Linked DNA regions of Homo sapiens: region 1 is linked to region 2. Evidence: chromatin loops called from intact Hi-C (ENCODE). Cell type or tissue: PC-9. All regions are shown on one strand. Links, peaks and the distances in the headings refer to the core of each region. The heading gives the core; the rest is flanking DNA. Region 1 holds the start of TNNC1 (troponin C1, slow skeletal and cardiac type). Region 2 holds the start of NT5DC2 (5'-nucleotidase domain containing 2).

Region 1 (15,282 bases), core at 3,901-11,900, 73 kb after region 2:
GCACATCTCAGGCAAACCAGTTTCAAAAGAGCAGTCCAGGCCTTTCCACCCTCAGAGCCAGGCACACGTGAGGCAGCCAGCGAGACCTCCTCTCCTCAAAGGCATAGGTCTCAAGCAAGGAATTAATACCGTCAAAGGACTGCATGTCAGGTTTCATCCCTAAATGGCTAACCAAAGCTTTCTTAAAATACAATATTTCTTTTTTTTTTTTTTTTGTGACGGAGTCTTGCTCTGTCGCCCAGGCTAGAGTGCAGTGACACGATCTTGGCTCACTGCAAGCTCTGCCTCCCGGGTTCACGCCATTCTCCTGCCTCAGCCTCCCGAGTAGCTAGGACTACAGGAGCCCACCACCATGCCTGGCTAATTTTTTGTATTTTTAGTAGAGACGGGGTTTCACCGTGTTAGCCAGGATGGTCTCGATCTCCTGACCTCGTGATCCACCCGCCTCGGCCTCCCAAAGTGCTGGGATTACAGGCGTGAGCCACTGCGCCCGGCCTTTAAAGTACATTATTTCTTAAAATACTAACCAGTAAAGTTTATCTGAAAGACTTGCATAAGGAATGCAAATTTTTTCTCACATAAGAAAGTATAAAAATATGTTTACGAAAGGGTATGTTGCTAACCCTATACTTGCTGGTATATGCTAAATAAAATCCAAAGCATATACACAGGTCCCATCTGTGAATGCTATCTACTTTTCCACCTGTCCCTGCCAAGCTCAGTGGCCCCAGGTTAGCACTCGCCACCAAATTTCTAGGCTCTTTAGTGATCCAAGAAAGGTTCAACTGTCTTACTCTGAAAAGAGTTTAAGGAAGTTGTTTCTTCTGTTTTTGTTTTTTTCTTTGAGACAGAGTCTCTGTGGCCCATGCTGAAGTGCAGTGGCATAACCTCGGCTCACTGCAACCTCCCCTTCCCAGGTTCAAGCGACTCTCATGCCTCTCTCCTGAGTAGCTGGGACTACAGGCATGAGTCACCACGCGCAGCTAATTTTTGTATTTTTAGTAGCGACAGGGTTTCGCTATGTTGGCCAGGCTGGTCTCGAACTCCTGGCCTCAAGTGATCTGCCTGTCTGGGCCTTCCCAAAGTGCTGGGATTACAGGCGTGAGCCACTGCACCTGGCCAAGAAAGTTGTATTTTAAATACAGCTGGGCTTTTAGGACCATAATCCACAGGTTACTTCAAGGTGAGCCTGAAAAGGGAGTGGATTCTTCCCTGTCTTCATCATATAAAAGGAAAACAAGTAAATATAAATTATCTGAAAATCTATCACTCAGAGAAAACTACTCTTAGCATTTTGGTATACGTAAACCTTCTAGAATTTTCCTAGACAAATATGTCCATATCAACTTGTTTTTTGTAAAAATGAGACCATAGTCAGCCAGGTGCAGTGGCTCACACCTACAGTCTAAGCACTTTGAGAGGCAGAGGTGGGAGGATGGCTTGAGTTCGAGTTTGAGGCCAACCTGAGCAATACTGCAAGACCCCATCTCTACAAAAAAATTTTTAAAATTAGCTGGGTGTGGTGGCATGCACCTGTAGTTCCAGCTACTTGGGAAGTTGAGGCAGGAAGATCCCTTGAGCCCAGGAGTTTGAGGTTGCAGTGACCCATGATCAGGCCACTGTCCTCCAGCCTGAGCAATGGAGTGAGACCCTGTCTCAAAAAAAAAAAAAAAAAAATAGTACAGCCATACAGTTGGATACTGCTTAAGAAAGTTGCATTTTTTTTGAGACAGTGTCTGCTGGGAAGACTGGTGTGCTGCTGGGATAATGATGGTGGAGCTGCAGATTTCTTTTTTGTTTTATTTTCCCAAAGAGCTGGGATCACAGGCATGAGCCACTGTGCTCAGCCTGGCTGTACCCTTTGATTTTTTTTTTTTTTTTTTTTTTTTTTGAGATGAAGTCTTACTCTCACTCTGTTGCCCAGGCTGGAGTGCAGTGACATGATCTCGACTTACTGCAACCTCTGCTTCTTGGGTTCAAGCGATTCTCCTGCCTCAGCCTCCCAAATAGCTGGGATTACAGGCATCTGCCACCATACCCAGCTAATTTTTGTATTCTTAGTAGAGACAGGGTTTCACCATGTTAGCCAGGATGGTCTTGAACTCCTGACCTCAAGTGATCTGCCCACCTCAGCCTCTCAAAGTGCTGGGATTACAGGCATGAGCCACTGCACCTGGCCTGATTTTTTTTTTTTAACCTCTTCTACTAGACTTTAGGGTTGTCCTTACTATTTTGTTACAATCCTGGAATGACTACCTTTGTTCATATATCCTTTTTGCGGCTGCCTGATTTTTCCTTAGAAGAAATTCTCATAAATAGAACTGCTATTTAATATTGTGGTTTTGGCCAGGTGCGGTGGCACACGCCTGTAATCCCAGCACTTTGGGAGGCTGAGGCAGGCAGATCACTTGAGGTCAGGAGTTCCAGACCAGTCTGGCCAACATGGTGAAACCCCATCTCTACTAAAAATACAAAAATTAGCTGGGTGTGGTGGTGCAAGTCTGTAGTCCCAGCTACTCGGGAGGCTGAGGCAGGAGAATTGCTTGAACCCAAGAGGCGGAGGTTGTAGTGAGCCGAGATCGCACCACTGCACTCCAGCCTAGGTGACAGAGCAAGACTCCGTCTCAAAAGCACAAATATTGTGGTTTCACACTGCCTAAGTGCCCTTCTTAAAGTCTGACAACGCATTCTGTCACCGGCAACCTATGAAAGTTGTTCCTCTTTCAAGGACGGAGTACAGAGCTGTTCTATGACACACTCTCCCATCACAGGAAGGTGTCCACCCTCAACCTTAGCACCCTGGCAGCGCGGACCCTGATGACACGCCCCAAGATGGTGATATTCCACCATCACAGACTAATCCCTTAATTAGTTTTGGGCTATGCACCAACAACTCAACAATAGTCTATCCCAGGTGTCAGCTATTTCTAATCCAGCCTCATCCATCTGGATGGAAACCTAGCTTAAACACCCACAGGCCATTTTTGCTAAACAAAATGCCTTGTGGTGGAGGAAAGCATCTCTGTGGCCACATTTAGTCTAATTTACGGCAAATCTGTCAACTAACATGCTTCTGGCCACAATGCATTCCTAACCAGGGTGACGTTCCTCCATCTTCTAACCTAGGGTCAAACCCCAGCCCACCTCAAAGCTGAGGTCTCCCCTGGTTTGCTGCCTCAAGTTTGGCAGTTGTGGGTTTGCAGGCACAGGTGAAAACCCGATGAGGAACTTACATAGAAGTGAAAATGCAAGAAGTGGGCCAGTACTCTGGGGGTCACGCCAGGGAAGGCAGCCAGGAGCTTCTGGAGGTAGACCTCCAGATCCTTCTCCCTCTTCTCCACCAAGCTTCTTGAGTTTTTCCCAATTATCTTTTTGGGCGGAAGCAGATTTTTATCAATCTTTCTCTCTGCAACGAGCTGTAAAAAAACATAAGCACATCAACCACAGACTAAGAGGCTCTGTGCCTATGTAAGACCAAGGCAAGAAGCTTGAGGGCAGGCGCTTGTCAGCACTTGCACAGCCCCTCCCTGCAGTAGTACCAAAATCAGTGACCAAACTAGTGCACCTGGGATTTGGCCTCTTTAAATCCAATTAGCATTAGAAATACCAATACAATTCTAGACAAGGAATTCCATCTGGAGACTTTAGAGACATTCAGAAAAGTAACACCTTTTGCCCCTAAAATTGCCATCTTTTCCAAGCCAGAGTAAAAACCAATCAGGGCAGCGGTGTGTCTTTAAAACAGTTATGCTGCAAATGACCCAGAGAAAGACAGCATCTCCAAAAGCAAAAAAAAGAGATGGAATCACAGCCAGATATTAAAGTAAGGCTTTGGAATAGCTATCGCTAGATCAAACAAGTTCAAACCTGTCCCCTTCCCAGGAAACTGTCTGAGCATCTCATACCCAAGCTAGGACTGGAAATATTAAAACTGAAATTCAAATATGCTCCTTGCAGAGTGGCTCATGCTAGAGCTGAAGGCTAGCATTTACATGCTATATTAATGAACGCAGTTATATTAACAAAGTGGTTTATTAAAGAACTATAGAGATGGAACCTGTTTTGCCCTAAAACTAATATGTGGCACAATGGAAAGTTGGCCTACGGGTCCCCCAGCCCTGAGATACGTGCTCCCAGCTCTTAACAGTTACCTTTTCATGCAGGTCATGGAAGTCGCTGTAGCGGTGCTTTACTGTCCACTCATGGCTGCCATCAGTGACCTGGATGATGTAAACCTAAAAGGGGAAACCAACAGCCCTTGTGGCAAGGGAGCCCAGCAACAAGGAGTCTCCTCCCCCAGCAGCAAAAGCTGCAATTATCTTTCCCAATTATCTTTTATCAGTCTTTCTCTCTGCAACTCAGACCCACCCCAAGGCCAAAGTCAGGCTGCCCTTGCCCACCAGCCTCTGCACCTGACCCTTGCTGACCAGCAGGGCCCCTCTCAGCTTCCTCCATGGCCCAAGCACTAGGGCTGGGAGGCACATGAGACAAGCATGTGGCTCCATCCATCAGTAAGGAATGAAAAAGGTGATTACCACAAGTCACCTCTTTAGTTTTTTACCTCCTGCCTCTAGGTAACTCAAAACCCAACCGGAGCTGCAGGCAAGGCCATTTCTTCCAAGGGAGGCAGAGCAGGGCCAGTTCTAGCCTGAGCATCTTCTCTGTTGTACTTCTTTCCAGGTGCCCTGACTACCTCCTGGAAGCAAGTCATTTTCCAACCCTTTCAACTGGTTCATGGCTGTGATTTCTGCTGCTGAGCCAGGAATCAAGGCACAAGCAGCTGATGTGGGGAGGGAGTGGTAGCAACTAAGCTCTATCAGGAGGCAATATGGCCTAGAGGTTAAGGAAGGCCTGGGTTAAAAACCTGGTTCTGCCATTTCCTGGCTGCAGCTTATGTGTCACTTATATAAGTAACTTGGAGCCTAAGTTCTCTCTGAGCCTTAGTTCCTCCATCTTAGAATCAAGGACCAAGTAAGGCAATGCATGTAAAATGCTTTGTACATGGGCCTGACCCATGGCAAGTGTTCAAAAGGTAGGTGTGTTAATAATGTCCAACTCGGCACACCCGGAGACAGAGGATGGTAGGGTCCAAACTAGATCACCACCTCCCCCGACATACATGCAGAGGAGGGGCGCAGTCCAGAATAGGGTGAGCTTTTTGAAGATGGCCCTCTGGCTGAATGTGCCCATAGCTGATGGCCAGTCAGCCATCAGCTTAGAGACCTCACCCGCCTCCTGCACCTAGTTTCCCCCTCCTCTCTGCAGCATGGAGCTGAAGCCTCCTCCAGCCCTGAGGAGCAGCCATTTCTCCAGGCTGGCCTGTTGCTTCAAGATCCACCCCTCTCCTCTTCCCATCCTGCCTGATTCCTTCCCCTTGCCTTCAGGAAAGGAGAAAAGAGCCAGAAGAATGGCCCTCAGAGCGGAAGGTTAGGATGAGGGCCAGGGAGGGGAGGTGCAGGCAGGCCCAAGGCCCCCACCCACTCCCTACCCTGCGGGAACAAAGGGGAGGAGGCAGGGAGGTGCTCTATGCCTAGTCCAGGGCCGGTTTTTGCCAGGCAGCCCACCAGGCTCACAGGCCTGGCATCCAACCCCGTCAAAGTCGGGAACTACCCGCTATTTGTCCTCTGTCTCCCCCATAGCTTAGAAGTGTGTGTGGGCAGCTTGTTGCCCCATCTCGCTCCCACAGCCCAAAGTCACGAAGATTCCTAAGGCTTATAGGGCCTGCGCTTTAGCACTGAGACCACCCCCATTTCTCCATAGATGGGCTCCACCCCTCCTCCGGTCTTGTCTCCGCCCGACCCCCAAGGCATCTGCTCCCCAGGTCTCTCCTGCACTTCTCAGAGAAAATCTCAACCACCACCTCAGGCTCCCCAGATCAGGGTCCTGACGCCTTCTCTTTCTTCAAGGCCTGCGAAGCCTGACCCTTTTCCCTGATTCCATCCATCAGAGACCCTCTCCCCATCGCCTTCCTCCTGGACCCCTGTAACGGTCTTCCAGGCCGGGGCCCCTCCAGTCCTAGAGGATCTAGAGGGGTTCCGCCTCATCTAGACACCCCCCTCCCCAAGCCCCCTTTATCCCCAGATGCCGCCCCCAACCCGAGCCTCCCTTTCTGATCGCGTACCCTTTTCCAAACCGCCTCCCCGGGCCCCGAGCAACCCTTCTCCCGGACCTGCGGGGCCCAGATCCCTTTCCTAGATCCCCCGTCCCAGCCCCCTCCTCGCAATCGCAGACCCTTCTACCCGCTCCTCGGGGCTGCAGATCCCGGACCCCTCCCCAAGCCCCCGAGTCGGACTCCCGGTTCCAGCCACCACCCCCGCTTCGGGTGCCCGCGCCCCCAACACACCGTATAAGTGTCCACAAGCTCCGAGCCCACGACGCGCGCTTCCTTGGCCGGCTCGGCTTCCCGCTCGGGCCCGAAGGTGCGCGCGGTCGCCATGTTCGGGTCTCCGCCGCCACCGCCGCCCGGCGCAGACTAGCAGCAGCAGGGGGCGGGGTCAACGTCCCACCGCCCCCCGGCCCCCGCCGCCCGTCGCCCCCGCCGCGCGCTGCGCCGCCATCTTGGCCCCGCCTTCTTCCTGCGCCCTCGCCCCGCCCCCGCGCGTGACTGACAGGGGCCACTCAGGGCGCGCGTGCGAGGTGCTCGCTTGCGTAATCTACCTGCGTGGCGCCGCCGGCGGTACCCTGCACAGCCTGCTAGAAACTGAGACCCCGGGTGGTGACAGCTCTGGGCATCGCCCCTGGGTCCTCGGGAAGAGGGGACAGAAGGTCCCGAGTCTCCCAGGCCACACGAAGCAAGTCACTGCTCTTCCTGGCCTCAGTTTACTCCTCCTGATAAAGGAGGCCATAATAGTGCCTCACCTGGCTGTTGGGCTCTTTCTCTTTAGGGCAAGGCAGGTTGGAGGGGAAAATAGGACCTGTGCTTACCGCCGGAGCAGGGCGAGAGTGATTCTGGGCCAGTTCTGAACCTCTCTGAGATTCGGAGATCTCTTGTCAGTGGGGCTTCTGGACAACTGAGTGGGTTGATTGATGCGCGGCCCAGCACGCAGTAGTGCTCGAGGCAGGGAGCGTGTTTATCAAGAGGGATAAACTTGATACGAACTCTGTACGAAGGAAGGTGTAGGTGGATGGAGGGGTGTGTGCTGCCACTGAGCACAAGAACCCCACGGGGTGGCCTGCCAAAGTTCAAAACGAGGGAGACAGGTTGATCTGGACCCAGGAACTACAGTGCTGAATCCTAAACCGGGGAAAGATGAGACCTAGAAGAGGGAGGTGGTAACCTAATTGGAGGGTGAGGAGGGAAAGAGCCTGCCACAGATGGGGCATCTATAGGGGTGCTGTTGAATAACTGAGAGCAGCTGACTTAAGCCCGAAGTGGGTACTTCTCCCTGGGCAGATGGGAGGTCTGGGACAGGCTCCTCTGGCAGAAGGGCTCCTGGCCACCCTGTCCTAAGGTGGGTCAGTCACTTCCTCCTTCACCAGTTCCACAGCATCTTACTATGAGCTTGGCATTCGAGGCTTCTCTTGGCAGGGCCCTGCACTCCTAGCCTCTCCTTGCACATTGCACCCCCATTCCAGAGAGGTTTAGTTAAAGGCGGGGGTTACCAAGTCAGTCAGATCTTGGGCAAGTCACCACTCCTCCAGAGCCTCAGTTTCCTTATCTGGAAAGTGGAGGTCATGGCAACCCGCCAACCTGGTTGGATGGGAGCCTGAGCTGTTGTGTTGCACCTTGCCTGGGGCCCACGACTTTGTAGCTCCTGTCCTGCACTGGGCTTATGTTTTCATTCATTCCAGAAACCTTTTCAGAGAGTCCCTTTGGGGAGTGTGGGGGACAGGAGGGAAAGAAACCTGGTCCTTGTAGCCGTTCGTCTGCTCCCTGCCCTGGGCAGAGGACGTGGGGACTCAGGCCAGCCTGAGATCACTGGGACCAGAGGAGGGGCTGGAGGATACTACACGCAGGGGTGGGCTGGGCTGGGCTGGGCTGGGCCAGGAATGCAGCGGGGCAGGGCTATTTAAGTCAAGGGCCGGCTGGCAACCCCAGCAAGCTGTCCTGTGAGCCGCCAGCATGGATGACATCTACAAGGCTGCGGTGAGGGACAGGGCTGGGTAGGGCTGGGGTGGGCAGGCCCACTGGGGGCTCACTCAGCTGAGAGTGCGGGGTTAGTAGCCCCAGGGAAGTGGTGGGGACCAAGGAGAAGGCCTACGTGCCTTCAACCCAGGCCCTCACAGGGACAGTGATTCTGGTGTTTGAGGATGCAGAAGGGGTAGGGGGTTCCGGGTCTGAAGGGTGGTGGAGGAGGTTGCAGCTTTCAGCATCGTGTCTCACTCTCTGTTTCCAAGTGTCTGTGGTCTGTGGCACTGTCGCTCAGCCACATGTCTCTGCATTTGTCTCTGGACGTTTTTGCCTTTCTCTTTTCATCTCTTCCTCCTGAGCTGTCTGAGTCCCCATTACTGTCTCCCTGTCCCCAACCCCCATTTCTGCCCCTCACATTCTGCTTCTCACATGCTCAAAATCTGCCACCCCACTCCAGCCCCTTGGCGGGCCGAAGATGCTTTGGAGGGTGGAGGGTGTGAGAGGAGGGGTCTGTAGAGCCTGAGTCCTGGGCTGGAGATGGGGCTTTGAAGTTTGAGGCAGGGAAGTTCTGGACATGAGGGAGAACCAAGGAAGAAGGAACAGAGAACTGGGGCCCCAGCTCCCATCATGCCTGGCAGGCTCAGGGCTCAGTGGCTTAGCTAGGGGTGAGAGCGAGGGAATGAGGGCTGGAGAGTGGTCACCCCAAGCCCCTGCAACCTCCTGGGTCACTGAGGGTCTTCAGATGCTATTCTATCCTGGGTGGTGGTGACCTCCCCCAACCCCAGAGCAAGGACATCCTGGCATGGCCAGCTGTCCCCAGGGGAACCCCTCCCTCAGCCTCCCTCACTCCTGGGCAGGGAAGTGCTATAGCCAGCTCTGGGGGCACGCCTGCTTATCCTGTGGGAGTCCATGGAGCCGGGGTTGGGACAGCCCTCCACCCAGTGCCCATACAAGGCCTGGCGGAGTTGGGGACTAATTTTGGCTTCTGAGGCGGCACTAGCAGGCCAGGGGGCCAGATAACGCTGCCCCACCCCCTGCATGCCAAAGTCCCCAGAACAATCACCAGGTTTAACTTTGTTCCTCGTTAAAAATAGCCCAGTGGCCACCCTGGTCAGGTTACCGTGGGTGGCTTGCCTGCCTCCACACTGGTTTTATTATCCCAACTTGAGGGACAGCTGTCCTTCGGGCCACCCAGCTTGAGTTTCATCAGGGGCCGAAAGGGCATTGAGTGGTCACTGACTATTGTTACTGAGGGTCACCTTGGTCCTGAAGGGGGTGCCCACCTGTCACCCTGGCCCTGAGCCCAGTCGCAGTGAGGCCAGCTGGGTCACGTCAGGGCTTTGGGGGCAGGGAGGGAGGACTGAGACCTCCACTCTGTGGCCTGGAAATAGCCTGCCTCCTCCAGCTCCAGCCTTCTCACCTGTGGAATGGGTTGGTTTCCTCAGCAGCAGCTATACCTGAGTCTGAGCCTTGAGATTCCCTTTCCTTTCTAGGTAGAGCAGCTGACAGAAGAGCAGAAAAATGGTGAGAATCCCTATCACACATGTGGGAGACCAGCGGGTCCAGGCTGGCATGGGGACCCCTTATCAGAAGAGGACCCCAGGCCAGAGACCAGAGGCTTGGTCCCTCTTGCTCTGCCCTCAGAGAGGTCTCCGAGGGAGGTGGGCAGGTTGGCAGGTGGCCCCAGGGTTCTGGCCCTCCGTGGTCCTGGCTGCTGAGCCCTGACTACTGTGCCCCCCAACCCCTGAACACAGAGTTCAAGGCAGCCTTCGACATCTTCGTGCTGGGCGCTGAGGATGGCTGCATCAGCACCAAGGAGCTGGGCAAGGTGATGAGGATGCTGGGCCAGAACCCCACCCCTGAGGAGCTGCAGGAGATGATCGATGAGGTGGACGAGGACGGTGAGCCCCCTCCTCCCCAGGCTCCAGAAGAACCCCAGCTGGCTGGGGGCTGGAATGCTGGCTCTGTTTAGCTGGGAGCAATTTAGCCTATCCGAGCCTTGGTTGCCTCATCTATAAAATGGGCATAAGGGCTACACAAGCCTGGCGTTTGGTGTGAGGATGCGGTGAGAACATGGGGGTTCGTGTCGAAGGTGCTGCCTGCAGTACCTACCCTGGCCTCTGTAACGGCCATGCTGCCCACCCCCAGGCAGCGGCACGGTGGACTTTGATGAGTTCCTGGTCATGATGGTTCGGTGCATGAAGGACGACAGCAAAGGGAAATCTGAGGAGGAGCTGTCTGACCTCTTCCGCATGTTTGACAAGTGAGCACGTGACCCTTGACCTCTGACCCTGACCCACACTCAAGCCGAGCTGTACAGGAGGGCAGTCTCAGATTCCAGGCCTAGGGACCCTGTGGCCTCTGCCTGATAGGGGAGAGGGATGCCCCATCTCCCAGTGTCCCTGCTCTGCCTCCTGGGGCATGGGTGGGGCTGCCTCATGCCCTCCCCACAGCCCTACCCTGAGCCCCCTCCCCACAGAAATGCTGATGGCTACATCGACCTGGATGAGCTGAAGATAATGCTGCAGGCTACAGGCGAGACCATCACGGAGGACGACATCGAGGAGCTCATGAAGGACGGAGACAAGAACAACGACGGCCGCATCGACTATGATGGTAAGCGGGTGGGTGGGCTGATCTCCTGCCTCCATGCCCTGCCCAGCCCCTACCCTCAACCCACACCTGCCCCTCTTTCCACAGAGTTCCTGGAGTTCATGAAGGGTGTGGAGTAGATGCTGACCTTCACCCAGAGCTGCCTATGCCCAGCCTCCAACTCCAGCTGAGTCCTGGGGTTGGGGAGGGGGTCGGGGTCCCAGGACCTGAGCCTGGCCATGTCCTCAACCCCAAATCCCCCGACTCCCTCCCCAGATCTGTCCTGGGGGATGCAAATAAAGCCTGCTCTCCCAAGGTCTGCTATCTGGCTCTGGTGTCCCTGGGCCGTGGACTCATCCCCAGGACCCACTCTTACCCAATGGCCGCTTCCTTCCCTGTCCTAGGCAGGCTGGCTGCAGAGCCTGGCGCCTGACCACCGCTCCACACTGCCTTCTGCAGGGGGGTGAGATGAGATCGGAGACTGCCGTGTGGCCTGCCCTGCTTGCTGCCCTCTATCACTCCTCAGGCCCAGGCACCATCTCTAGGGATTCAGCATCTGGAGTCTGTGGGGGCCTAGAACCCCCACAAGTTCCTGGGGGCCATCACTTTGGTCAACCACTGTGGCAGCCTAGGGGTCCTCTACTTGGAGAGAGTGGTTCACTGTGGTACACAGCCAGGCCCTTGGATGCTCCCTGGCACAGCAACCCCTGTTACCTCTCAGCCGTGGCTGGAATGGAGCTGAGCCTGTGGGGTCCCTGCAGGCTCACAGTGCTAGTCCACCCGCCCACTTGCTTGTATTTCCTGCCAGCAACATTGACTCCCAGGGACAGAGGGGCATGGAGTCGGCTCTATCTCCCCTCACCTGTTTGGCCCAGAGAGGTGCAGGGACCTGTCAAGGTCATCCAGTGAGTGTGGGGGAGAGCAGAGCCAACTGGCTTCCAGCCAAGGGCCCTGTCGGATGGGCCACATCCAAATGGACATGATTTCCAGTTCCCGTGAACCTCAGAGGCTCATCTCTTGTGGCCCAGTCTCTCTCCCTGGCAGGGATGGAGGCCCAAGGCCTGGCAGCTCTCAGCTTAGTGGGAGCACCCAGTCCAGAGCTGCCGCCAGACAGTGATGCTGTCTTGGAGGCGTGGGCGTTGGGGGCTGCAAGGAAGTGGAAGTGTCAGCAGAGGTGTTCGCAGGAGGGACAGCTGCCAGCAGCACCCAGGCTGTAGCCAGAATGCCGTCAGCTGACCTTGCCCCGCCCAGCCACTCCACTCTCTCTGCACCTGTGCCCCAGCCTTGGCATTCCCCAGACAGGCCTGGCATTCCAGAGATGGTCTTGGAATTCTAAAAATGCCTCTGATGGAGGCCAGCGCTAGCAAGAGCTTTCTGGTCCCTGGAGAGACCTGAGGGGAGCAGAGAGGAGTCCCTTCAGGCCTGCCCTTGTGAGCTGGAGAATTGGGGACCTCTACAGACACCCAGAGTGACCCAGGAAGGGTGACATCCGAGGATAAAAGGAAGCGCCACATCGGGCAGCACCAGCAGCCGGTGCACCACCCAGTGGTTCACTCACACACCCACCACGCGCACAGCACAGGGCTGGATCCTGGGGCATGTCACAGTGAGGCCCAGTCCCTAATCTGGTGGATTTTTTTTTTCTTTTTTTTTGAGACGGAGTCTCACTCTGTCACCCAGGCTGGAGTGCAGTGGTGCGATCTCAGCTCACTGCAAGCTCTGCCTCCCAGATTCACGCCATTCTCCTGCCTCAGCCTCCTGAGTAGCTGGGACTACAGGCGCCCGCCACCACACCCAGCTAATTTTTTGTATTTTTACTAGAGATGGGGTTTCACCGTGTTAGCCAGGATGGTCTCAATCTCCTGACCTCGTGATCCACCTGCCTCGGCCTTCCAAAGTGCTAGGATTACAGGCGTGAGCCACCGCGCCCGGCCTTTTTCTTTTTTTGAGACAGAGTCTCGCTGTGTCACCAGACTGGAGCGCAGTGGCACAATCTCGGCTCACTGTAACCCCTGCCTCCCAGGTTCAAGCGATCCTCGTGCCTCAGCCACCCAAGTAGCTGGGATTACAGGCACCTGCCACCACACCCGGCTAATATTTGTATTTTTAGTAGAGACAAGGTTTCACCATGTTTCCCAGGCTAGACTTGACCTCCTGAGCTCAAGTGATTCGCCCACCTTGGCCTCCCGAAGTGCTGGGATTACAGGTGTGAGCCACCGTGCCCGGCCTAATCTGGTGGAATTTTAAGGAGATGAGTACAGTGGGAAAGCCAGCGTGGGCTGGAGTGGGGACTGGAGGCATGGTGGGCCCATGAGTTACAGTGGTCTGGGAAAGCTCCCTAGAGGAGCTGACTCTGCATGAGATCTGGGGGAACCACAGGGAACCAGCCATGGGAGGCCATGGAGAAAGACTGGGAAGGTCTCAGGAGCAGAAAGGCAGTGTTGGGCTGGAAACCAAGCCCCAGCAGTCTTGGGAGACATGGGCAGTGCCAGGCCCCATGAGGACCCAGTCAATGTAAGGGGTGATGGCTGCAGAGGGCAAAAGGGGTGGGAGAGACGGAGCTAGGAGCTGGCCTGAAGTGGCGGCAGGCTTTGGGCAAGAAAGCCCGGTGGCTTCCAGTACAGTGGGGTGCTGGGGAGAGTGGGCAGGGGTACATGGATTCAAGGCACATTTTGGAACTAGAATGGACAGAGTTTGCTGAAGGCTTGAATGTGAAGGGTGAGAAATAAGAAAATCCAAAATGACCCTTAGCTTTTTGGCCAAACTGCCATTTCCTGAGATATGGAAGCTGGGAGGAGACACAGGTTCAGCCGTGGGGTATTGGGAAGTGGAGCTTACTTCCCAACACTAGGTTTTAGTGGGGTTTTTTGCTTTTTTTCTTTTCATTTTGAAATTCCAGGCTTGCAAAAATAGTACAAAGAACTCCCATTTACAGGTACCCTAGCTTCCCTAAATGTTAACATTTTAACCACAGAAGGATCAAACACAGGAAATGAATATTGACATAAACACTGCTAATTAATCTGCACAGCTTATTGAAGTTCTGTCAGTTGTCCTAAAGTCCTTGTCCTGGAGCAGGAACCAATCCAAGATGGCACTAACGTGACCTCGTCCTCCTGTCTCCTTACTCCCCACCAGCCTGTGACGGTCCTCAGTGTTTCCTCATCACCTCTGAAGAGCTGAGGCCAGTTATTCTGTAGAATCTCACTCACTTTGGGTTTGTCTGGTGGCCCCAGGGTTTGGGAACTTGCAGGCCCCCAGGCCTCAGCCGCCTGAGCAGGAGGGTTTCCGTGGAGCAGAGGGGTGGGAGCCTGACAGGAGTGAGCTGAAGTACAGGGGAGATGGTGGGTGTGGGCAACACCCAGGGAACAGAGAAAGGGACCCAAGCTGAGAAGCGATATGGGGTCCAGGGAAGCTCAGACAAGGGCCACGTGTGCTCGGGTTGAAGGGAGTGAGGATTGTCAGGAAGGGGCAGTGGGGGAAGGAGGGCTCTGCCACGTCCTGGCTCTCTTTTCATCAGCTGTGGTGGGGAGGGGGACAGGTCCTGGGACAGGAGGAGGAGATGAATGGCCCTGCTTGCAGATGGAAGCCCCAGAAGATACTGTAGGAGGGTTGGGGTGGGGCGGGAGGAGCTGTGAGGGATGGCTGATGGGAAGTGGGGGGGCTCACCCTCTGCAAGCAGCTGGAGGTCCGTGGGGGTGGAGGGGGCATGGCATTGTCCTAATATCCCTGTTCCATCCATGAAATTGGTGGGGAGGGGACTGGGGGCATCCATTCCTTCCAGGCATGCCCACCCCAGAATTCTGGCTGGGAGAGGCTGGGCTGTGACCCTCCACATATCCACCTGGTGGCACCTGCTGCATGAACACGCACTTCACATAGGTATCAGCCCAGCTCACCATCTCCCACCAGTACATGGCATTTTGTATCCTTCATGCATCACCTAGTTTTGCCTGTTTTGCTGCATCCTTTCCATTTCTGGGCTTTTGCTTGGATAGTGCTTCCTCCATGAAGCCTCCCTTGATTTCCTCCATCAAGAGCAATCACTGGAGCATCTTCCACTGCTCCTGCTTCTTTATATTGTGTTTGCCTGGTTACTGCTAGCGTCCTCAAGAGGCTGCTGTTTCTGCTGGGTGGCCCTGCTACCCCAACACAGGGCCTGACACAGCGAGTTTGGGGGCCTCCTGCAGTTCCTTCTTTGTCCACTAGATGACACACGATGCCCGTGTCTGGGCCCATTGATCCTCGAATTCGGAGCACCCTTGTGGTCTTTCCCACCTGCAGCTGGCAAGCAGGGGGGCCTTTAGAGACGATCCCTACCCTCTGCCCCCAGGCCTGGAAAACTGAAGCCCAGAGAAGGAGAGGACCTGACTGAGGCCACACACATTAACAGTAGAGTTCGGACTCCCAGCCTGCCACAGGCTCTTTCCGCAGTGTGGAGTAGGCTGCCCCCACACCCTTCCCCAGTCGACCCAGGCTTCCCTGCAGCCCCTGCTGGGTGTCTGGCTGAGCTGAGACCCCAGGATGGGCTGGCAGGCTGAGGAGTGTTGGGCCTCCTGCCCGCCGCTGGTGGTCACATGCTGGCTGAAGGGCTGCCTAGCTCAGTCTCCAGTTAGAAG
Region 2 (15,282 bases), core at 3,753-11,752:
GCAAGCAGGGCCCCAGAAAGGGTCATAGGGCCCGCAGTGAGCAGCCTGAGCTGCCGCCTGTACAACCGGCTTTGGAGGGCCAGCCCGGAAGCCTCTTTCTCCTCCGGGTAGACTCCGCCCAAGCATGCACACACACAGGCTTGATGCTCGCTCCCGTTTCTACAGGAGGTTTTGACGGCTGGATGCTGCAGGGCATCCCCTCGCCTGGAGGAGGTTCACTTGTGGCCAGGTTCCCAGCACACCCACTTGCTCACTGGGGCCCTGGGGACACCGCCACACTCGAGCCCATCCTACGGCCTCAATCCTTACCAGTCCCCAGGCCATGGACTGCCACACTGTAGGTCTTCAATCAAGGTTCAGTGGAGTTTCGAATGTACACACACCCTGAAAGACAGCGCGGCCACCTCAGAAAACAACGCGCGCCCAGCTGGCTCCCCTCCGACAGGGCCCACGGCTACTGGGTCGGCCTCCTCCGGACCCTGAGCACAGCCTGGTATGCGTGCGGGCTCGGAATACGGATCTGAGCAGAAGAAATGCGAGTGGAGAGCGGTTCTGCGCAGGAAAGAGGAATTTTGTTGGAAAGCCTGTCGACGTTGCTAGAAAAGACCACAGCATCTCACGAGGGGCGTGCGCCGGGAAACCGGGAGTTGACGGGTCAGTGCGGCCAGTTGCCGAGGTCCGAACCAAGCGGGCGCAGTGACCGTGGCCCACAACCCTGCAGCGCACGGCCCAGTCACCTGGTTAGCGGACGTCGGCTGCCCTGCAGGCCCCTCGGCCTCCCCCAGCGTGGGCCTGGCACCGGGAAGCGCGGGAAGGGCTCTTTATTTGTTAGACCAGTGAGTGGACTGGCCCGGGCTCTGGTCAGTGGGCAGTCAGTCCGAGCCCAGAGACCGGGGACCAGGACCCCGGGAAAGGAGAGCACCAGGACTAGGGGGAGGAGCGGAGGATCTGGGGTCAGAAGCATCCAGAGGCGCAGGGTAGGGCGGGCGGACCCGGGAGCGGAGAGGGCGGCAGAGGACCCGGGGGCCCGGGGGGTACCCGTCGCGCTCCGGCTGTCTCCTCTCGGCGCCTCGGCCGTCCGGAGCCTCTCAGGGACGGCCGCTCTTAGGCCCGCTGACTTCCAGGGCTGGGGCCAGGGAAAGGCGCCGCCATCGCCGGCGTGACGGCCGAAGGGGGGCGCAGAGTCCTCCCGGACCGCGCCGGAGACTGGCTGGGGGAGGGGGCTGGGGAGCCCTCCCCGCCCCGCCCCGCCCCGCCGGGTCCGGGGCCTCCCGCCCCCCGGGCCGAGGGGCGCGCCCATTGGCAGGCCGGGCTCCGCGCGCCGCACCCATTGGCCGGCCGCCGTGAGGAGCACGAGGCCACCGTGGCGGGCGCGCAGTCGGAGGGCGGCGGGCGGCGGGCGGCGGGCTGGCCGAGGGCAGCGCGGGCGGCGGGCGGCGCGCGGTGGGCATGGCGGGTGCGGGGCTGCGGGCGGCCGCTCGGCGCTGGCTGCTGTGCGGAGGCCACGGCGGGCCGCGAGCCGCCTCGTCCTCGCCCTCCTGCCCTGGGTGCGGCCCCCCGGGTCCCGGCGCCCACTGCCCCGGCGTCCCGCGCTCCGCGCCCGCCCAGGCACCCACCAGCGGCGCCGACCTCAGCGCGCACCTATGGGCTCGCTACCAGGACATGCGGAGACTGGTGCACGGTGGGTGAGCCGGGGCGGGACGTGCGCCGGGGTGTCTTCCGCGTGGACTGATGGACGGACCGAGCCCCAGGGTGCCGCTCCTCCGGGGAAACACCCAGTGGGGCTCGCCAGGGCCCCGGAGCGCAAGGGCCGGGCGGCTTTTCGCGAGAAGCTCCGGCCGTTCATCCCGGGGGCCTCTGGGGCGCCCCGACGCCCGGGGGCGGGCGGGAGGTTTGTTCCCCGGCTCGGTCTGCAGGAGCTCGGGGCTCCTCGAGCGGCTGCCGGAGTGCTGGGCCCCCGCCGACTTCCTTCGGGGTCCCGCCTGCCGTGAAGCCGCGGTGGAAACGCCCCCAACCCCTTGTTCTCGGCCAACCCTTAGTTGGGGCGGGAGAGTGCTGTGGACAAAGCCAGCGAGCGGCGCCGGGCGGAACGGGCTCCTAGGGACGGCCGGACCAAAGGGGACACCGGTTGGACTTCCCAGACACACCTCGATGTCGCCCTGGAGGTCCGGCCCCCTCTCAGCCCGGGCAGCGAAGGCTGGGAGAAGCCAAGTCACCCCCGCCCCCTGGAGCCCAGACTAGGGCTGCAAAGGGCACTTAACCTCCCTGTCCCTGCTCTCTCCCTCTGAGAAATGGCGTGAGGAGGCTGAGGCCCCTTCTTGGAGGGGGCCGGCTGGGGCGCACTAGTGAGGCCCCAGAGCTGAGAGTGCTGGACATCTGCCTGCTTGTCTCCGTGGGTCTAGTGGGGCCCTGCTTCTGCAGCAGACAGATATGGTTTGGGTCGTGACCCTATCACTGACCAGTTGGGTGGTCCCCCAGCAAGTCTCACCCTCTCTCAAGCATGAAACGCAGTCCTGGGGCCTCTCTGTCCCAGGGTTGGGTGATGACTGGAACCAGGCCAAGCAGGGCAGGAGAGCTTCCGGAGGAACCCCCAGGGGTGACGTGGCTTTTGTTGTCTGATAAAACAAAGTAGCCCTGTCTGGAAGATTCTAACTGGCTAGACAGGGGTTTTCACTCCGGCTTTGTGGGGTGGCGGAGAATCACTTCTTGACCAGTAAAGGCAGGATGGTAAAGGCCCCTGAGGAATGGTCATTTTGAAGCCTTGGGCATCTGTCCACCCTCGAGGTCCCAGGTTGAGTTTGTGTCTGTGGAGGGGCGGCCCAGCGTTATTTAAGAAGTCTTTGCTCTGGGCCCGGAGAAGACCCTCAGAGTATCCTGAGAAGCCTGCCTTGGAGGTTTCAGGGAGGACTACGGGGATCTACTGGACATTGTCCTCCTGGGCCTGCCTGCATCTTTGGAGCCTCACAGCCCTCTAAGCTCCTCTTGTCATACAAGGAGCAAAGTCATTCCCACCAAGATCCCATGGTGAGCACCAGCAGGAGCCAGCTTCACACCTCTGGGCGCCGAGGTCCGCTTTGGGCTAATGCCCACGGGCTGAGAGCAGTGCAACAGGTCCCTCAGTCCCCCAGCCCCCACCCACCTGGCCTCAGTGTGGTGACATTGGGAGGCTAGGCTGAGAGGCAGAGTGATTAATGCAGGTGGGGTGACTTGAATGGTGATCTCAACCCCGGTGCCTGTTACTGGGTGGTTTGGAGCAAGTGACTTCACCTCCCTGAGCCCCAGTTTCTTCCTCCGGACGATGGGGGAATAAGTGGGACTGCCTCACAGGATGGGAGTGAGGATTGAACAAGACAAGCCTCTAAGGCATCCACAAGTGTCACGGCTGCTAGGGAGCAGTTGGCCCTGGGACCTGGCACCATGGGCAGGTGTGGGAGCTAGGGCTGAGGAGAAAGGAGGGCAATTGCTGGACATGCTGAGTGGGACACACCCTCAGCTGCCCCACCCCCACCCCCCACCCACACCACCTATGGAAGGGAACAGGCTTCTGTCGCCCCAGAGCCAAGGTTCTTCTAGTCTAGAAATCAGGCCAGGCCACCAGGCCCTGTGGCTGTTTCCACATCCTGCTTTGTTCCTGGGAGGACTGTCTGCCCCTGGGCCCCTGGGAACATCCTTAGGGGCAGAGGTGAAGGCCTGGACCTAACCAGGACTCTGTGCCAGCAAGGGGCTGCACTGCCGAGCAGACCCTCCCAGGTCTTCTGCACCAAGAGTCACAGTCACAGTTGGTATCCGGGAACTCAGGGCCATGGGAAGGGCAAGGCCCAGGGTCCTAGTGACACACCAGAACCCTGGGCCTTGAGGGGTGGCTCAGAAGCAGCTCCCTAGAGCGTTGCAGTCAACTGTCTCACTTGCATCCAAGTGAAGACTCCTGTCTACACCCACAGATCTTCGGAGCAGCCGCTCTGTGCTGGCCTGGGGAACCAGCCACACCTGATCCCCCACCCACACCCTGAACTTGGCTCCAAAGGAAAGGGGTGGGAATGGAGCCCTGTGTCCCCAGAGTGCCTCTGAGGCAAGTGCTCTGGGCACGGAGCACATCAGCGAGATGTCTGCCTCTTGAGTGCAGCAGCTGCCAGGCACACTGTGGGGCTTCCCTGGCCCTCTGGCCTGGCAGCTCCTGCTTTGTCATCGGCACTGGGGTTGTGGCTGAGACAGGGATCCCCTGGAGTCTTAGAGCTGGGGCCCCTGCAAGGCAGGGGTACTAGATGTACCCTGTACATCTAGTCCTGCCTGCTCCCTTCTCCCTGCAGCCCCTGCTTCTGGAGGGACACTGGGAAATTGGGGACAGGATGCTCATAGGCTCAGGAAACATATCACCCATTTAATCCTGCATATGTGCAGGTGCAGAGTGAGATTGCTGCACAGAGCAGCACCTTCCATATGACAGTCTTAGTAATTCTGTAGGTTGGTACAATTTTTTTTTTCTTTTTAAAAATGTTTTCACAGAGACAGGGTATCGCTATATGGCTTAGACCAGTCTTGAACTACTGGGTTTCAAGCAATCCTCTCGCCTCAGCCTCCTGAGTAGCAGGGACTGTAGGTGTGTGCCACCATGCCCCACTTGGTACAATTTTTTGTACCCTTTTAGAAACTAGGAAACAGGCCCAAGAGGTGAGGTGACATTCCTGAAGTCATAGCCATGAGAGGGAGGGCCTGGTCTTGTCTGGCTGACCTCATTGCATGTGGCCTTCCTAGCACATCTCCTTCCCTTTCCTTTCCCTTCCACTTTCTCCATTGTACACATAGGGAAACCAGGGCAGGTAACATGGGGCCTCTCAGCCCCATCTGCCTCCTTGGGACCCCAGAGCCCATGCCACACAGTGCTCTGCTCAGCACCCTGCTGTGGGCCTCAAAGCCAACTGCAGCCTCCTGGGAGCAGCCAGGGACTTGGGGTGGCCACGACCACATCCCCAGAAGGAGCAACCTGGATAATGGCCCAGAACCTGACATCACGTCCTGACTGTCGTAATTAGCAATGTTCCCTGGCTAGAGCCAGCAAATGTCATTATATGGGCTTGCGGGCAGCTGAAATCTGATTAGAGGGGCCTCACTCTCCCTGGGCTGTGGGAAGTGCACAGAGCTGGCAGCCCGATCGGCAGAGGGGCTCCCCCTCCCACTAATGTTCCTGAGCCCCAGTCCCAGCTCTGGGCAAGGTAGAAAAGTCAGCATCCATGGCCTCAACCCCCTAGTCTGGCCATACAGAGCCAGCCCCTCTGGGTTGGAGTCCTCAGTGCCCACATGGTATCCTCACACATAATCCCAGGGAGGCTGAGAGATGAGGCCAGGGGGCAGGGCAGGGCAGCTGAGAGGAGCAGAGGAGGCGCTGAATTGTGGGGGGCCAGACAGTGGTGTTCCTGCACGGGTTTTGAGCAAGTGGGAGGCTTTGCTTTGTAGAGCATCCCAAAAGCAGCTGTTCTGGGGCTAGGCGGTGAGGAGTTGAGTGACTGCTGCCAGGGTTCTAGCATGGCCTTGTGTCTGATGGGGCTTAGTGGTGAGGGCCTGGAGTAGTCACGGGCTCAGTATACCTGGTGGGCTATAGGAGATAGTGTAATGTAGGCAGGTGTAACCATGAGGAGGAGCTCCAGCCAGGGGCTCTGCCTTACCCTAACTGCGTGACCCTGGGCAAGTGACTTCTCTCTGGGCCTGTTTGACCATCTCCAGCACTGGAATAAGAGGTGCCATTGTGGGGCGTTTCTGAGGCTCACAGGGCTAGGTCCCCACAGAGTGCTCAGGAGCCATAGCTGCTGCAGGGATCATCATCCCCATCACTGCCTCCCTGCATCTCCTTCCTCTAGACCTCCTGCCCCCCGAGGTCTGCAGTCTCCTGAACCCAGCAGCCATCTACGCCAACAACGAGATCAGCCTGCGTGACGTTGAGGTCTACGGCTTTGACTACGACTACACCCTGGCCCAGTATGCAGACGCACTGCACCCCGAGATCTTCAGTACCGCCCGTGACATCCTGATCGAGCACTACAAGGTGAGACGGGGGTCCTTGCCACCAACAAACCCAGGGCTTGGAGGCTGGCCAGACCCACCTTGGCCTAAGCTCAGGGCTGAGTCGTGGGGCTCCCCTGGCCCTCTTGCCTGGCAGCTGCCCTGGGCAGGTGGCTGGATTGACCCCCTGGGGTGGCCACCCAGCCAGCAGGTCTGGCAGGGCTATTGGCTTAGGCCTGGCCCCTTTCCCCCGGCAGTACCCAGAAGGGATTCGGAAGTATGACTACAACCCCAGCTTTGCCATCCGTGGCCTCCACTATGACATTCAGAAGGTGAGTGGCTGGACCTGTATAGGGGCTCCCTCCTTGGCCTCCTCTTGGTATGGTCATTACCCCTCCGTCCCATCCAGCTGGGGTTCTGGCATGGGCTGAAAGAGGCTGGCTTGGGGCCACGGTGAAACTGCCTCCTCACCATCCGTCCTGCCTCCCTGGCGCCCCCAGAGCCTTCTGATGAAGATTGACGCCTTCCACTACGTGCAGCTGGGGACAGCCTACAGGTCAGTCGGCTCTGCCCCAACCCCACCCCCGCCCCACCCTACACTGCTGTTCTGGCTCAGGACTACCTTGGACTGATGGTATCTTGGGCCTGCTCAGGGGCCTCCAGCCTGTGCCAGACGAGGAGGTGATTGAGCTGTATGGGGGTACCCAGCACATCCCACTATACCAGATGAGTGGCTTCTATGGCAAGGTACTCCATACCCCAGCAGCCAGCCTGCCCCATGGACATGTGCCCATGTCCCAAGGCAGATTTGGGGCCCTCGTCTCCAGCACTGAAGGGGTTGGGGTCCCAAAGGGTGTCTGAGACAATGGCCCCCTCCCCAGGGTCCCTCCATTAAGCAGTTCATGGACATCTTCTCGCTACCGGAGATGGCTCTGCTGTCCTGTGTGGTGGACTACTTTCTGGGCCACAGCCTGGAGTTTGACCAAGCACATCTCTACAAGGACGTGACGGTGAGGATGCTGGGCCTGCCCTCGGATGGCAGGAAAGACTAAGTCCAGCCACAGTGGGACAGCCCCACCTGGGCCCTGCTGTACCCTCATTGTCCTCCACTGCCCCCAGGACGCCATCCGAGACGTGCATGTGAAGGGCCTCATGTACCAGTGGATCGAGCAGGACATGGGTAAGTGTGGACAGAAGCCCTGCCGTGGCCGGCCTGAGCAGGTGGCAGGACTGACCCTCACAGACTCATCTGCCCCATTAGAGAAGTACATCCTGAGAGGGGATGAGACGTTTGCTGTCCTGAGCCGCCTGGTGGCCCATGGGAAACAGCTGTTCCTCATCACCAACAGTCCTTTCAGCTTCGTGTGAGTCCAGCCCCTGTGGATGGAGGGACAGCAGGGCCAGGGCTCTGGGTGGGGAGGGCAGGCACGGAGCCGCCCTCAGACTACTTGCCACCTGAAACTCCTCCACACAGAGACAAGGGGATGCGGCACATGGTGGGTCCCGATTGGCGCCAGCTCTTCGATGTGGTCATTGTCCAGGCAGACAAGCCCAGCTTCTTCACTGACCGGCGCAAGTATGGGCATGGTGGGGGTTGCAGGGCCAGGGAAGGGGAATAGAGGCCCCACCCCAATGAGGGGACTGAAGCAGGAGGCCAACCTGGCCCTTGCCCACTGCCCAATGTGCTTGGGGTGAGAACACCCCCTTGCTGGCATGGGTCCACTTGAGCAGGTGGGCCTTTACGGAGGAGGGATGGGGGTTGCCCGGCCCGTGGCCCAGCCACAGACTGGAAGTCATGCCCTTTACCTGCACCCCAGGCCTTTCAGAAAACTCGATGAGAAGGGCTCACTTCAGTGGGACCGGATCACCCGCTTGGAAAAGGGCAAGATCTATCGGCAGGTAAGGGCCATCTGGGGAGAGCAGCATGTGGTGGGGGCATGGGGCCTAGCTAGGGCCCCAGGCTGTGCAGAGGCAGCCTCTGAAGAAGCAGCACAGCTCCTTGGCCCTGAGCAGCCTCACACAGGCAATGGCTGGCAGGGAGCAGGTCTGGGTGGCCTCGAGAGCTTGACCTCTGGGTCAAGCAGCCTGGCTTTGAATTCCTAACTCCACTACTCAGCAGAGGGAGCCTGGCCTGGTTGCCTGACCTCTGTGCCTTGCTTCCCTTGTCTGCAAAAGAGGTGTAATACTCTCTACTGAAGCTGTGGTATAAAGCTCTCAGAATGGCCAGTGCGCCAGGCACCGTGGCTCATGCCTATAATCCCAGCAGTTTGGGAGGCTGAGGCTGCAGGATAGTTTGTTGAGCTCAGGAGTTTGAGACCAGCCTGGCCAACATGGCGAAACCCCATCTCTACTAAAAATAGAAAAAATTAGCGGGGCATGGTAGCATGCACCTGTGGTCCCAGCTACTCCAGAGGCTGAGGTGGGAGGATCACTTGAGCCCAGGAGTTCGAGGCTGTGGTGAGCTGTGATCACACCACTGCACTTTAGCCTGGGCAACAATGCAAGACCCTGTCTTCAAAAAACAAGAATGGTCAGAGATCGTGAAATGCCTGATGAATGGTGTCATTTCTTGGGGTTGAGCACTCTGCTGCAGCCAGAACAAGTCTGGTTGGGGGCAGCTCACTGGGTGATCTAGAGAAACTCCTCCTTCCTACCTGGCTAGGAAAATGAGAGGGACTGGTGTTGAGGTGGGATTAGGTGTCTATGAGCAGGCAGTGATTAAGGTTTAGCCCTGGCTGGAATGCGGAAATCCTGGCTGAGCTGGGCTTCTTCAGGCTAGGGGTTCTAAAGGCCTTGGGGCTGGAGGAGGGGGAAGCCAGCAGCTGGCCAGGGGAGCAATGTGGAGGTGGCCAATGCCCAGCCTGGCCTGCAGGAAACACCCCCACCCTCTCAGCCCTGCCCACTTCTCTGCCTCCCACCCTTCCGCACCCAAACTCTCCACAGCCCTCGGGCCCAGGTGCGTCCCTTCAGCTCTGAGGGCGCTGCTCTCCCCTGCCTTGGCATCCAGCCTCAGCTAAAGAGGGTCATACACCTTTGTGAGAAACACATGACTTTCTTCCCTGGCAGCTTTCAGGCAGTTCTTTATGCCCAGTATTCTGAAGCTGCTTTCCACTGTGTGTTGGATCCTGCCTGTCAGTCACTAGGAGTCTGTCAGTCTCCTGCCCTTTGAGACTCTTTCTCTTGGTCTGGGGCCTGCCTGGGCCTCTGCCCCTCCACTTGAACTTAGTTCAGCAATTGGCTTCTCCCACACCACCTGTTTCCCCCAGCGCTTCCACTTCTGAGGCTTGGAATGCACAGACTGCTTCAAGAACTGTGCTTGCTGGGTGTCAATTATTCTCGCTTTTGGGGTGTGGACTCCTACCCTGGTGGCTGCTGCCTGAGCACTAGTCTGGTGATTCCTGCTCTGGGCCGCTCAGTTTCTGCCACCCTGTGAGCTTCCCCAGTTACATGTGGGCCTGGCTGAGTGTCTCCATCTTTCTCTGGCTCCAAGATGCTGGTGGCCCCGGTGAGGTCTGCCATTGGTCTGCCAGGTCCCTCTGCACTGAGGCAGGGGAGGCCAGCAAGGACTTCAGGGCTGCAGAGCCTTCCCTGCAGTTTCTACCTTACAAACAGGGATCTAATCCCTAACCTGGGGTACGTGTGAGACCACAGGGAGAAGGCCCTCGAGGCATGGGCACCATGCCAGGCCTGTAGGGCACCTTCCTGCAGCAGGCAGAATCCCCTTCCCAAGTAGGAGGGGAAAGTGACAAGAACCAGGGCCCAGGGAGGGAGCAGCAAGGCCATGGGAAAGGGCAGCCAGCATCCGGCTGGATTTGGGCTGCCTCTGGGGATTCGGGAGGGAGGACTGGTGGAGGACAAGGCACACTTGGCTCAGCAGCATTCCCCTCCTCTCCCTAGGGAAACCTGTTTGACTTCTTACGCTTGACGGAATGGCGTGGCCCCCGCGTGCTCTACTTCGGGGACCACCTCTATAGTGATCTGGCGGTGAGGGAGGCAGGGCTGGGCTGCAGTGGGGGAGGGCCAGGAAACCCCCCCCCCCCCGCCCCCAGCAACTGGCGCTGAGCCCAGTTCTGCCGCCCCACCCACCAGGATCTCATGCTGCGGCACGGCTGGCGCACAGGCGCCATCATCCCCGAGCTGGAGCGTGAGATCCGCATCATCAACACGGAGCAGTACATGCACTCGCTGACGTGGCAGCAGGCGCTCACGGGGCTGCTGGAGCGCATGCAGGTGTGGGCCGGGGTGGCTGTGGGAGGGCCAGGGCGGTAGCCTCCTGGGTGCACACACCCAATGCACACTTTGTGTCCCCAGACCTATCAGGACGCGGAGTCGAGGCAGGTGCTGGCTGCCTGGATGAAAGAGCGGCAGGAGCTGAGGTGAGCAGGTGGGGCCAGGGCAGGAGTCCCAGCCAAGCCACCACCCCAGGCCCACCCCTTGAGCGCATCGTGTCTCCCTCGCCAGGTGCATCACCAAGGCCCTGTTCAATGCGCAGTTCGGCAGCATCTTCCGCACCTTCCACAACCCCACCTACTTCTCAAGGCGCCTCGTGCGCTTCTCTGACCTCTACATGGCCTCCCTCAGCTGCCTGCTCAACTACCGCGTGGACTTCACCTTCTACCCACGCCGTACGCCGCTGCAGCACGAGGCACCCCTCTGGATGGACCAGCTCTGCACCGGCTGCATGAAGACCCCCTTCCTTGGTGACATGGCCCACATCCGCTGAGGGCACCTTTATTGTCTGGGACAGGCCCTCAGCCCCTCCTGCCCCATCCACCCAGACAAGCAATAAAAGTGGTCTCCTCCCTGTGCATGCTTCTGCTTTCAGCCCCAGCCTCGTCACTTGACTGTGAGGATCCTCTGGGTGTCAGGGAAGTCCTCCTCCAGCAGTGAGTCCTAGAAGAGCAGGGTTGGTGGTGGAGGGTGTGACCAGGGCCTGGGCCCATCCCACATCTGCCACACTTCTTCACTTCCATGCTTACATCGAAGGGTTCACAAAAGGTGTCGCTGCCAAAGACAGGGTTGGGGACAGAGACCAGGGTGGGGTTGGTCCCTTCTTGCCACGGTGAGAAGTCGTCATCAGCATCATCTTCCGCCTGGGAGCAGCAGAGGGGTGAGTGGCGAGGCGCCTCAAGCGAGATCCAAGGACCCGCCATGGCAGCCCCAACCCAGCCCTACCTGGAAGGCAGAGAAGCCAAAGCCCATGGGCTTGCCTCGGGCACGGAGGTAGAGAGCTCCGGCCACCAAGCCAAGCAGTGCTCCAGCGGCAAGCACAGCCCCCACGCCTGCCGCCACAGGTGGGGCTTCAGGCGCCAGCACTGCCTGCTACAAACAAACAGGGAGAGTGTTGACCTGGCGGGAGCTGTCCCACCACCTTCCCCGGGCTCACAGGTTGTGGGGGTGCCAGGAAGGGCTCTGCCTCCCCCTTCCTCAACTCACGGGCTGTGGGGGTGCCAGGAGGGGGCTGGCCAGAGCATGGATGATGCCATTGAAGGCCATGATGTCCCACACAATGATACGGCTAACCACAACTGTCCCTGGGGCCTGCAGGGAGACCAGAGTCAGGCCCACTGTGAGCGAGGGCCAGGGCCAACAGGGTGGGACAGTGGCCAGACTCACCACAGGGGCCCAGGAACTGTTGTCAGGGCCTGCGTCACTGATGATGAGGCTGAGGCCTGAGTGGGCCGGAAGCAACTTCCCCTGGCTGGCGTTGGCACTTAGGAGGGTGGCGTTGGAGGCATGCAGCTCCAAGTCTGGGCCACTCAGCGTCTGTGAGCAGAGCAAGGCCTGTTGGCCTGGGCCAGATGGAGATGGCCAATGCAGGCTCTGCTCTGCCCACACCCTTGGGGGTTACCATGTTGTCCACAAAGCCTTCATTGACAGGGACGAAGAGTGTCTTATACGTGAGCTCATCATCCAGGAAGTCCAGGAAGTCGAGACCCCGCTGGGTGGCATTGGCATAGCCCAATAGCATCTGGCACGGTGGAAAGACAGAACTATGAGCAGGCTCCCTCCTCGGGGATCCCAGCACCCCCCGCCCCCAAGGGTGGCCCCCACACACCCCATAGAAGGTGGAGAAGTTGGCAGTGGCAGCCAGCACATCCAGCAGCTTCCCATTGCACGTGCTGATCCCGTCACCCACGAAGCCATTTCGGCATCGGCAGGCCACATCTGCAGGAAAAGCAGGTCAGTGGCTCAGCAGATTGGTGGGAAGGGGCAGAGCAGGGGAAGTAGGGTTTGGTCGGGTGGACACACCTTGCACACGGAAGCAGTAGGCATCCCAGCGTTCTGAGAGGTTCTTGCGGGCACCCAGGCTGACTATGCCCACCCGACCATTGCCACAGTCCGCCACAGGGAAAACCACAGGGTGGGCAGTGGAGCCATTGGCCAGCCAGCCCATGAGGCACAGGTGGAAGCCCAGCTGTAGGAACAGGAGGGGATACTAAGACCCAAGACCCAGTCAAGGCCTCCCCCAACACTTGGCCCCAACTTCTGGGCCCCACACACCTGCTGGGCAGCAGAGAGCTGAGGGAATGAAGCAAGGACGGCTCCCTGTGCTTCGCATGCCGCCTCAGCCTCCGAAAAGTTCAGACCATAAGGGCCGCTGGTGGCCTGGAGGTGGAAAACGCCAGCCCGTTTCTCTGCAGAATGGAGGGGTGCATGGTCAGCTGGCCGGCTCTGAGGAATGAAATGGGTACTGGGAGTGGGCAGGGGGACACACCCTGGAAGTGCAGGTCAGTGCACATGGCATCTGAGTGGCAGGGCGGTGGCTGGCCCAAGCAGCGGTCCACAGGTGGTTCCGACTCCTCCAGACACTGCAGTCCATCGCCTACGTAGCCTGCGTGGCACTCACAGCGCCGTGTGTTCTGGGGTTGGAGAGAGCAGTGGGCGCCCTTCACCCTTCAGAGGTCGGAAGTTCTGCCAGGCCTCCCCACCCTGGCTACTCGGTTCCCCCACCTGCTCACCAGGCCGGTGCTCAAGCAGTTGGCGTGCTCGCTGCAGCCCCCGCGGTGGCCATCTGTGCAGGGGTTGCGGGCCCGGCAGCTCCAGCCATCACCCTCGTAGTCGGGCAGGCAGGTACAAGTGACCATTGTTCCTACCTGGCTACAGTTGGCGTGCTCACTGCAGCCACCATGCCCGTCCTGGCACAGGTCTGCCACTGAGGGCAGGGAGGGAGTGGTTGGACCTAGTGACTGCAGGGGAGTGGGGGCCTCCCACCTCCATGTCCCCGCCCATCTGCTTACCTGTACACACACGGCCATCCCCTTCATAGCCCAGGCTGCACTCACAGCTGTTGCCTGCACGGCACACAGCCTCGGGTGCACAGGGTGGGGTACACACAGGCTGCAGCTCTGTCCCCCAGGGCCCAGCCCCCAGAACCAGGTTAGTAGTTGCCTTCCTGGCCTCTGCCCGTTCCACCCACCCTTGGTGCCTTTACTGATGTGTGCACATGTACACAAGTGTGTAGGGTGGGCACGAGCACGGGGCTACTCACCCAGTTGCACCTCACAGCGTGGCCCAGTCCAGCCTTCATCACAGAAGCAGGAGCCAGAGCCCCCAAGGCCCTCATCACAGCGGCCATGCACAGTGCAGCGGCAGGCTGGGGAGAGGGACAGGCAGGAAGATAAAGATTGGCCCACAAGGGCCAAAGGAATCGGGCCGTGGGGCAGGCAGGGATGGCCCACCTTGACAATGGGGCCCAAAGGCACCAGGAGCACAGAGTTCACAGGCTGTCCCAGCAAAACCTGAACGGCACAGACACTGCCCACTGCCACTCATGCCGTCCATGCACACGCCACGGTCACTACAAGGGCTGCTGGGGCCGCCAGGGCAAGCTGGGGATGGGGTAGGAGAAGTGAGGTGGGGCCAGGGGCTCTCACCAGGACCCCCATATACGTACCTCCAGCCTAGCCCTGCCATCTGTCCCTGACCTATGTCCGCCCACTGCTAAGATCCCTCCAGGCCCATGTCCTGGAGAACATCCAGACCCCCCAGCACTCCTCCCCAGGTTCTGCACCGTCCACACTACCGCCATGCCTCTCCCGAGCACTCCCGCTAGTAAAATCTACTCACCACCCAGAGCTCCCCAGCCCTGGACGCCCCAACACTCTCTCAAGGACAATGGCCAGAGCTGTGCCTTGGCTCTCTTGGGGAACAGAGGAGCTAGTCAACAGTGTCTGCAATGCTCACCTTGGCACTCACTGCCATAGTGACCAGGGCAGCAGCTGGGCTTCCAGGTGGTGGTGACACAATTGCGGTGGCAGCCCCTGCCCAGGCCTTGGGGCCTACCCCAAAGGCTGGGGTGGACCCAGACGCTGCGTAATCCCAAAGAGTGCAGCGGAGGGGACGTCCAGAACTTCGGGTAGAAGCGCCAGCAGGCCTCAGGGCTGCCCTGGGCCAAAGGAGTCAGGCCGCAGTTGGGTGGTTCTGAGTTTGGTGGTCCTTGGGCTCTGCCTGCCCCCACCCCACCACCCCCACTCAGCCCCTAGCCCTGTACCTGCTCCTGTGACCCCTCAGGACAGGGTGGCTCCAGCCCACAGATGCTGCAGGTGTTCTGGAAGGGAGGGAGGCCAATACAGCAAAGTCAGGTGGATGGACACCACAGGCGGGGTGGGCTTCTGCCCGTCTGCCTCTGGCCTCCCTCACCAGTCGCAGGGGCCGGGTCTCAAAGTGGTCACAGCGAGCACCAAGGCCAGGTGGCTCCAGCAGCTGGTCGATGCCATAGGCCAGGCCACCCTCAAAGGGCAAGTGCCGCTGCACAATGCGAGCATCATCCTCACCCACCATGAGCTCACCCTGCAAGGAGAGAATATGAGGTATGCAAGGGTCGCAGGTGCACTCCAGCTGCTACTGCCAGGGCCCCTGCCTCCTACTCCCTTCATCCAAGCCCTCTCCCCAGACTCACGGCCCGCGTTCGGCTGCAGGAGAAAGAGATGGGGGTCCCATGCATGGTTCGAAGTGGGCCCAGGTTGGGCAGGTCAGATGCCAAGGCCTGAGCAAGTGGAGTCATGGTTGGAGGTGGAAAGGCAGGCTGAGCTGCAGGCAGTGAAGACCAAGGTTGGGGGCTGCACCCACCTCGACATTGCGAATCATGTGGCCCCGCAGAATGGCTGCTAGCTTGTCACGGTGGTCCTCATGGTACAGCCAGGCCTGGCGATCCGGAGGCAGAGCTCGAAAGGCGGCGTCTGTGGGCCACAGCATTGTGAAGGGCCTATGGGATGCCTCTCGAAGCAGGGGCAGGAGGCCGGCCACCTGGTGGGGTGCAGCAAAGATGTGGCAGTCGCTGCCCAG

What was found. Peaks named below come from ENCODE experiments on the same cell type or tissue, not always from the same donor. Only the 100,000 strongest peaks of a DNase experiment are listed, where the experiment ranks them.
Region 1: a loop joins it to region 2, with 5 times the contacts of the local background. A loop is called at or near these places in 29 of 110 quality-filtered maps.

The regions. Positions count from the first base shown.
Region 1 is chr3:52,446,796-52,462,077 of GRCh38, reverse strand. TNNC1 (troponin C1, slow skeletal and cardiac type) reads left to right here and starts at 8,037. Exons shown (of 6, transcript NM_003280.3): 1 at 8,037-8,086; 2 at 9,565-9,595; 3 at 9,826-9,972; 4 at 10,220-10,334; 5 at 10,551-10,687; 6 at 10,772-10,978. The coding sequence starts at 8,063. The coding sequence ends at 10,803. NISCH (nischarin) reads right to left here and starts at 6,474. Exons shown (of 21, transcript NM_007184.4): 1 at 6,344-6,474; 2 at 4,152-4,235; 3 at 3,234-3,416. The coding sequence starts at 6,436. RefSeq lists enhancers at 4,820-5,495, 9,175-9,995 and silencers at 6,320-6,549, 11,771-12,065. In PC-9, for the core only: no CTCF peak of the experiment used is centred there; no DNase peak of the experiment used is centred there; H3K4me3 peaks cover 1,904 bases.
Region 2 is chr3:52,519,905-52,535,186 of GRCh38, reverse strand. STAB1 (stabilin 1) reads right to left here. Exons shown (of 69, transcript NM_015136.3): 51 at 15,067-15,243; 52 at 14,897-14,983; 53 at 14,638-14,787; 54 at 14,489-14,545; 55 at 14,182-14,383; 56 at 13,677-13,826; 57 at 13,487-13,591; 58 at 13,236-13,343; 59 at 12,957-13,150; 60 at 12,713-12,857; 61 at 12,499-12,632; 62 at 12,247-12,412; 63 at 12,053-12,162; 64 at 11,846-11,965; 5 more. The coding sequence ends at 10,831. It overlaps NT5DC2 (5'-nucleotidase domain containing 2), which reads left to right and starts at 1,330. Exons shown (of 14, transcript NM_001134231.2): 1 at 1,330-1,681; 2 at 5,853-6,037; 3 at 6,252-6,326; 4 at 6,495-6,550; 5 at 6,648-6,741; 6 at 6,876-7,004; 7 at 7,114-7,174; 8 at 7,256-7,358; 9 at 7,469-7,570; 10 at 7,812-7,893; 11 at 9,892-9,978; 12 at 10,084-10,224; 13 at 10,306-10,370; 14 at 10,456-10,800. The coding sequence starts at 1,450. The coding sequence ends at 10,717. RefSeq lists silencers at 931-1,430, 1,491-1,840, 1,871-1,960 and enhancers at 2,091-2,220, 14,916-15,282. In PC-9, for the core only: no CTCF peak of the experiment used is centred there; a DNase peak (open chromatin) is centred at 8,706; H3K27ac peaks cover 791 bases.